3 separate regions of the Homo sapiens genome follow, and regions 2 and 3 are each linked to region 1. Evidence: chromatin contacts called from ENCODE Hi-C or POLR2A ChIA-PET data. All regions are on one chromosome and are shown on one strand. Each heading gives the region's core, a stretch centred on a gene start or an enhancer-like site at or near the end of the contact. The rest is flanking DNA. Distances are from core to core; before and after follow the strand shown.

Evidence for each region. A loop is a pair of places that touch in the nucleus more often than their neighbours do. ChIA-PET counts read pairs that join two places held with the same protein, here RNA polymerase II (POLR2A). Pooled maps may share reads with other maps.
Region 2: a pooled map shows a loop between it and region 1 (5-fold over the local background). The contact joins two enhancer-like sites. A Hi-C loop is called at or near these places in 3 of 37 single-sample maps with no recorded cell type and 6 of 50 pooled maps. POLR2A ChIA-PET finds 5 or more read pairs at or near these places in 1 of 52 experiments (activated T-cell).
Region 3: a map of aorta shows a loop between it and region 1 (2.7-fold over the local background). The contact joins two enhancer-like sites. A Hi-C loop is called at or near these places in 1 of 168 maps with a recorded cell type or tissue (aorta) and 6 of 50 pooled maps. POLR2A ChIA-PET finds 5 or more read pairs at or near these places in 1 of 52 experiments (BJ).

Annotation. Positions count from the first base shown.
Region 1 is chr15:85,580,863-85,583,562 of GRCh38, reverse strand. It overlaps AKAP13 (A-kinase anchoring protein 13), which reads right to left. Exons shown (of 37, transcript NM_007200.5): 7 at 1,456-2,700. Among named protein-coding and RNA genes, the nearest start is that of LINC02883, 180 kb to the left of the region's middle. RefSeq lists a silencer at 1,891-2,185. Within about 2 kb of position 1,307, at least 33 of the 41 ENCODE cell types and tissues checked have a DNase peak (open chromatin) inside an H3K27ac peak, as active enhancers do.
Region 2 is chr15:85,441,791-85,444,490 of GRCh38, reverse strand. The region is part of intron 1 of AKAP13 (A-kinase anchoring protein 13); the gene reads right to left. Among named protein-coding and RNA genes, the nearest start is that of AKAP13, 63 kb to the right of the region's middle. Within about 2 kb of position 1,315, at least 8 of the 41 ENCODE cell types and tissues checked have a DNase peak (open chromatin) inside an H3K27ac peak, as active enhancers do.
Region 3 is chr15:85,356,721-85,359,420 of GRCh38, reverse strand. No RefSeq gene overlaps it. Among named protein-coding and RNA genes, the nearest start is that of MIR7706, 23 kb to the left of the region's middle. Within about 2 kb of position 1,265, at least 12 of the 41 ENCODE cell types and tissues checked have a DNase peak (open chromatin) inside an H3K27ac peak, as active enhancers do.

The sequences.
Region 1 (2,700 bases), core at 58-2,557:
ACCTGCCAGGGCCCCCAAAATAGACTTGTTGTTGTGGCTTTTTTTAAAAATTAGAGACCTCATTTAAATCCTGAGACAACAGCCAGCAAGTATCTATCACTAACAATCCAAAACATTAATAAAACTAAAAAGCTAAAGTCATCAAAAATTCTACCTCGGATTCCTTAAATCCCTCAACTGGGGAGGAAAAAGATTATAAACGGCTAAAAGCCCTTTACCAGGGAAAATAACCACTGTATTTAAATTGCGCTTCTTCCAAAGCAACTTCTTTTGCTCCATTGATTCATTTCTCTCCATAACCCTCCCCCACATTCTTAATACATATGTGTAAAGGGATTTTCAAAAATTGAAAAGAACAGCAAAAATAAACAATAAAGACAAAACAGGCTGCTTCTTACCTACAAAAGCCTAGGGGCAAGCATGGAGATAGGTCTTCTGTCTACAGCTGGTAACAGGTGGTGGTATAGAAGTGTGCATCAAACTGACCTTTAAAGACTTCAGGAGCCAAGATCGTGTCCGACTCCCGTTTCAGCTTCAGCCTCAACCCCCGTTAAGAAGTTTTATTCAGATAGTTTATTTCCACGGAGCAATAGCGGTTTCTCTTTGCTGCCTCGGAACATGGTTACCCACAGATGGAACAGGCTGCTGTGTGAGCAATCTGCTCAGTGCAGCTGCTTCACCAAGATAAAGCAGACACAAGGTCTGCCCTGTGACAGCAGCTCAGCAGACTGGGCTTGGGCGGAAATCCTGCATCCTATCCCCTGCACTGTGCAGGGTCTTGAATTCTCAGACTGCTGCCCAAAAGCAACAGGCAATGGAACTAGAGGTCCACTCCCCAAGCAGGAAAAGGAAGGAGTTCCCCGTCAACAACACCCCTAGCCCAAAAAAAACAAAAACAAACAAACAAAAAACCACCAATGACCTAATACCACCATTTTGGATGTTGGGAAGTCAGCTCAGAACAATACTTACAGCTGTTCATGAAACCACTCTGACTCTAAATTTGCTCAGAATACAGACTAGGATGATAGGGGAGGAAGGGAGTTTCAGGCTTGTAGATAAAACACAGCTTTTTGGCACTGTTTTCTATGGTACTAGAGAAAAGGATTAAGCCATGTGAATAAAAACATCTGCTAAATTCTTTCACCACTTTAGAGTACCTGTGATCTAGGCATTGTTTTCTAGGTTTGCAAAGTTGCAACCACTCCAGAATGAGACAGGAGTGTTTATAAGCTTAAGCAACCAAGCAGTAAGTCTACAATACAGGAAGCAAAATCTGTCCAACCCTGAGATGACGTGCCCCTCCTGATGGTGGTGACTATTAACTTGGCTACCTACCCAATGAGTGCAAGGCCTCAAAACAACAAAGATGCCTATATTTTTACCAGGACACCACAGTGACTCTTAAGGGAATCTGCTTCTCAGACTGTTAATTTTGTATTATGTTTTGCTTACCTGCTGCTGGCTCAGGCCCCTGGACAGGTAAAATGATCTTCTCTGGCTCCTCCCTTCCAGCAAAACATCCTGCAAGGCTCCCCGTGGCTTCCTCAGGAGTACTGCCCATTGGTAGGCTCTCCCCAGGTGGGAAAGTACTCACTTTTTCTGTAAAAGCACTCTCTAGTCCTTTAGTGAGAGGACCCAACTCAGGGCTGGACAGTGACATGTGACAGGCCTCCCCCTCAGTAAGCAGTGCTCCAGCGGCCTTGACTTGTTCGATGACAGCATCCACTATACGGCTGGCAGCCTCCTCTATCAAGTCTGCCCCCTTAGGCAGAGGTGCGTCCTGGGCAGAGACCATGCAAGGTAGAGAGGGAGTGCTCCTTTCCCTGCCTGAAGGCGGGGCTCGCATGACTTCCCTCACACCAGCTGGGGCCCCATCATCATGGGCTGAGAGCTCCATGTCTGTGGGGAGCTCCTTGGCAACAGGCTGCAGTAGGACAGGATGTGCTTCATCGTCTATTTGGGCTTCCTCAGCGTCACCCATGGTACAGCTGTGGTCTGCTCCCTCCAGCTTCCCTTTCTCCCAATCAAGAGGTATCATCTCTGGGGTTCCAACTCCCTGTGGGTCAGTCACAGCTTTGTCCTGTAGAGCCACTGGCAAACCTAGAACGGCATTCTTCTCTTGGCTCAACAAGACGTTTGGAATCAGGATGTCTTGGGTGTTGTGTGATATATTCTCTCTTCTGGGCTCAGCCATACCTTGTAGAGCATTAACCCCTGTAACATCCACCGTCACATCTCCACTCACCTCACAGGCACTAGTTTTTCCCTGGGATTGAGTGTTCTTCACTCCAACATCCAGAGGAGAAGGCTGACTGCAGTTAAGAGCATCGGACCCATCAGACCCATCTGGCAACAGACATGGCAACAGAGCGGAGCTGTTGTGCTCTGCCCCCAAGGCTTCCTGCCTTGACTCTGTGGCCAGACTTGCTCCTGGTGGCACCAGGCTCTGGGCAGCCCCACCTTGAGTCAGCAGTGAGACTTGTGGGGCCACTTCCTTGTTATGTTCAGTTTCTGCCTTAAGAAAGGCAGAGGATGCACCCGGTGAATTACTTAGCTGAAGTGCTTTGTCCTTGGCACAGTCAGCTGAGATTGATTTTTCATGAAATTGTTGAGTATCTTGTCCAGGAGGTGGTGTTCTCTGCTCTTCCTGCAAAGTTCCTGAAGAGAGAGCATTTTCCTTAATAGAGGAACAGGTCA
Region 2 (2,700 bases), core at 66-2,565, 140 kb after region 1:
AACCAAGTCAAAGGTTCACTGGCACTAGAATAAGAGATGTGAAAACATTTTACTTTTTATTGCCTTTAGGATTTCATTTCCACACCTCCTCAACTACCTTTTATTGCTCATCCTAGTTCACTAGTCCAAATGTACTAAGGTGAAATCTGGAAGGGGCCACCTTTCATTGTTTTCTATTTTGTCTGTCTGAATAAGCCTGAGGTAGCAGCAACGTGCTCCACTCTAGCCTGAGTTCTAAATGTTGAACCCAAGCATAACACCTGTCAGGAATAAATATAATTCATATAACAAGTAGCTGGCTCGAGTGGAAAGCCCTAAATCACTAAATAAAATAATTTAGCAATTAATAGAGTGGATTAATATAAAGAAGTCTGCTTCAAACTGTCCAAATATCCCACCTCCCTTTGTACTCATTATAGCCCCAAGCCTTAGCCCGAATCACTAGGATAAAAATTCCTGCCAGCAGATGTCAATCAGGGGAAAGGCCCTGAATTCCTGTACAAACATATCAACCACCTTTCTGTTTTCAAAAAGGTTACTATGGCAACAAAATAAACAACAGATTAGAATAAGCTATGCCATTTGATGAAGTGAGCACATCAATGGCAAGTTCTGGCAGTCAAGTAGCCTTGACAGTCATAAATACCTCCTAAATGAAGAAGGAAAAATCAGGCTCCAGAATCACAAATACCCTACACACACACACACACACACACACTTTTTTTTTTTTACATGAAACCAGTGCTTTTTACCCACTGACACAAATGCAAATACAGTCATGTACCACAAAATGACTTTCCAGTCAACCACGAACCGCATATAAGACAGCAGTCGGTCACATAAGATTATAATGCTGTATTTATACTGTACCTTTTCTATGTTTAGATATAGATACTTACCATTGTGTTACAACTGCAAATACTCTGTGCCCATATCGCCAGAAATTTATTTCATGGTTCTACTAACAAAAACAAATAATAATAATAAGGAATGCTGATACACCACAGAAGGATCCTTGCTGAGTAGGTAGTTCATTTTACAGATGAAGAAAGTGAGTGGACTTGCCTGGGAATCCACAGCTAGTAATTAGTTAATACTTAAGAAAGTAAAATTGATGATGAAATCAATCCAATTCAAGAAATGTTCCCTATTAAAACTCTAAGCTCTCTCACTTTATCTTTTTATTCAGCTAATAAACACCAAAGCTAAAACAGGGCCTCAGAGTTGAAAGCACAATACAGAAAGGAGAAGAGAAACAAGTCTTAATTTGAGTAGGACATAAGGGGATCTTGGGACTTCTAAATCTGATAGAAAATAAAAGGAAGACCACAGAAGCCAGAAAACTGTGTTGGGGGGTGGGGGGAGAACTATCTTTCTTAAACCATGAAATAAGACACAGGTTAACAATTTTAACTGAATGATACTTAAGTTTTCCCCAACTTTTCAAACCTACCACATACTAGCTGAGTGACACTGGGCAAATTATTTAACCCAAGCCTAAAAAAAGCAGGGAGTTAGGGAGGATGAAGAGAGGAAACAAATTTTTCATGCTATTTTAATGTAATTTTAATGCTTCACAGAGCTTTCTGGGATACAAGGCCTAGCTCACAATAGATGCTCATCAAATGTGAGTTCCCATCCTTTTCCCTTCTCAAGAGAAATATTTTTTAAAAGGCCTGAATCCTTCAGTAGATCCAAAAATTATTCCAAGAAACTAAGTGGTCCAGAGTCCCTATTTCAATTGCACAAAATTAAAAGTGTTGCTGAGCCAAAATCAGGATGGCAATGATAGGGGAAGAAAGTTTTTTCTTCATACTTGTGGTAATTTCCAAACGTTTCTGTAATAAACATGTTTTAGTTTTATAGTTAGAAACAACTATTTGGAAAAAGAAAATAAAATGTTTTAAGAAGAGTTTCATCATTCTCATGCTAGAAATAAATATATATATAATATATATTATATATAATATAATATATATTATATATAATATAATATATATTATATATATTATATAATATATATTATGTATATTATATATGTATATTTTATATTATATATATATATATTTTTTTTTTTTTTTGAGACAGAATCTTGCTCTATCACCCAGGCTGGAGTGCAGTGGCACGATCTCGGCTCACTGCAACCTCCGCCTCCTGGGTTCAAGCAATTCTCCTGCCTCAGCCTCCTGAGTAGCTGGGATTACAGGCACCTGCCACCATGCCCAGCTAATTTTTGTATTTTTAGTAGAGACGGGGTTTCACCATGCTGGCCAGGCTGGTCTCGAACTCCTGACCTCGTGATCCGCCCACCTCAGCCTCCCAAAGCGCTGGGATTACAGGCATGAGCCACCGCGCCCAGCCTAAAAATATTTTTAACAAATGTTCTGTCCAATAGCTTGTACTATCCTAGGCTTACCCAGCCCTAACTGTGCAAAATAAGATTTCATAATCATCCCTAGGGAGAGGATAACAGAGTCACCTTCTTAACTAAAGCCAAATTGACCAGAACTCTATTCGTTGTTCCCAAAGACTGTGAATATCTTCTTAAAGGGCAGAATAAAGCAAAGTGAACTATGATAGAAAAGCTCCCTACAATAAGGCCAAGACCCAAGACAAACTCCTTTCCTCCCTCTTCTCCCAATTCAGTCAGAAAATGAAGGCGTGTGTTCACAGCATATGTAAGACTATTTACTGCAGTAA
Region 3 (2,700 bases), core at 16-2,515, 220 kb after region 1:
AGTCTCCCCAATAGTTGGGACCACAGGAATGCAATCATGCCTAGCTAATTTTATTCTATTTTTTTTTTTTTTTTTTTTGTAGAGTTGGGGTCTCAACTATACTTTCCATGCTAGTCTTGAACTCCTGGCTTCAAGTGATCCTCCTGCCTTGGCTTCCCAAAATGCTGAGATTACAGGTATGAGCCATCATGCTCAGTTCATTTCCAGGTCTTTTTTTTTTTTTTTGAGACAAAGTCTTGCTCTGTCTCCCAGGCTGGAGTGCAGTGGTGTGATCTCAGCTCACCGCAACTTTTGCCTCCTGGGTTCAAGCAACTTTTCTGCCTCAGTCTCTCAAGTAGCTGGGATTACAGGCACCCACCACCAGGCCCAGCTAATTTTTTTGTATTTTTAGTACAGACAGGGTTTCACCATGTTGGCCTAGCTAGTCTTGAACTTCTGACCTCAAGTGATCCACCCGCCTCGGCCTCCCAAAGTGCTGGAATTACAGGTGTGAGCCACCACGCTCGGCCTTTTTCCAGGTCTTTATGATTCTAAATTCCTGTTCTCTTTTCATATAGCATGAATGCACAACTTCTTTTTCTTTCTCTAGGAGGATCTGGGTGAGGGGAACATTTCTGGTTTGTCTTTTGAAAGAAATAAATGCAGATTATTGAGACCTACAGGAGCCTAGGTCTGTCTGGGTTTGCAGTACAAGGTGATCCTGACCCTCCCCGACTACAGTATTTACTCATGAAGTTCAGATTCAGAGAAAGAGGTTGACCTAGAGAAGATGGAGCAAACCTGGACCAAGGAGACACTTTTGACAAGACTTTTCTATTTGGTTTAAGCCTCTACAAACCGATATCATTGTTTTTAGTACAGCATGCACTAATTGCATCGATATTTTATTTTTGGCTAGTTCATGTTGCAGATATTATTTAACAATATAAATAAATATGTCCCTTCATTTTGGATGCATTATACACATCTTTCCTGAGTTCTTGAATACAGTGATGAGCAGAATTGAACAGGTGCATTTCCATCTATGTGGCCTTAGGATTGTTTCTGCTAGAGTAGAATGAAGTTTGGTAGTTTGGTCAATGACCATAATACCACTCACCTATCCAGTCTGTCTCTCTCTGGCACATTAGCACTGCCCTTTTCCCCCAGGGAAGTCCACTTTAGTCCACTGGAATTTGTGAAACCAGCTGCACCTTGGCAAGCCCTGGCCTGGGATTAATTTGGCAGGGAGGTTATTCTGAGAAGTCTCTGACTCATAACTTTGGGGCTAACTCTGAGTACCAAGCCCCAGCCCTGCCCTCTTTTGATTTTTCTCTGTGCTGATTCATTCTGGGTTGGGACTTTATTGTCAGCAGTCATAATTGTATATGGGTGGAACTTGGTTTTTAAATATGGCAAGGAGCCAAGTCTAGGGCTTCTGCTAGCTTTGTTATTAATTGTGTCATTTTTTATTAACTGAAAAAAGGAAGAAAAGAAGGGATGATAGGAAGTAGAGAAAAAGGAAGTAAAAAAAAAAGAAATATCCCACTGACCCAAGCTGAAACCTATTCTCTTCCACCTTCTATATTTTCTCCAAGCCCTTGGAAAGACTTGTCCTGAATCTTGCTCACATGAGAAGAAGCCAAGTGCAGTAGAAAAAGTACAGCCGGGCACAGTGGCTAATGCTTGTAATCCTAGCACTTTGGGAGGCCAAAGTGGGCGGATCACCTGAGGTCAGGAGTTCGAGGCCAGCCTGGCCAACATGGTGAAACCCCATCTCTACTAAAAATACAAAAATTAGCCAGGCGTGGTGCTGCCTGCCTGTAATCCCAGCTACTCAGGAGGCAGAGGCAGGAGAATCACTTGAACCCAGGAGGTCGAGGTTACAGTGAGCAGAGATCATGCTCTCCAGCCTGGGTGACAGAGCGAGACTCTGTCTCAAAAAAAGAAAAAGAGAGAGGATAGATTTTGGGGTTAGCATATCTGAATAATTGTATGATCATAGGCAAGTTATTTAAACCTCTTTGAAACTCTGTTTCCCAATCTGTAAAACAGCAATAATATTTACTTTTAGGGTTGTCATGATGGTTAGAAATATTCTGTATAAATTGTCTGGTACATTAAAAAGCATTAATAACTTGAAAATATCATTGTTATAGCTATTTTTATTTTTATTTTTATTTTTATTTATTTATTTATTTTTGAGACGGAGTCTCCCACTGTCGCCCAGGAGCGCAGTGGTGCAATCTCAGCTCACTGCAAGCTCCACCTCCTGGGTTCAAGCCATTCTCCTGCCTCAGCCTCCCGAGTAGCTGGGACTACAGGCTCTCGCCACCATGCCCAGCTAATTTTTTGTATTTTTTTAGCAGAGACGGGGTTTCACCGCGTTAGCCAGGATGGTCTCGATCTCCTGACCTCATGATCTGCCTGCCTGGGCCTCCCAATATGCTGGGATTACAGCCGTGAGCCACCGCGCCCGGCCAATATCTGAATAATGGTATGATCATGGGCAAGTTATTTAAACCTCTTTGAACCTCTGTTTCCCAATCTGTAAAACAGCAATAATATTTACATTTAGGGTGTCATGATGGTTAGAAATATTCTATATAAGGTGTCTGGCACATTAAAAAGCATTAATAACTTGCAAATATTATTGTTATAGCTATTTTTATTAAGGGATCCTTTGAAACAGTGAGAATGTAGCCTCGCAGAATAGACTGA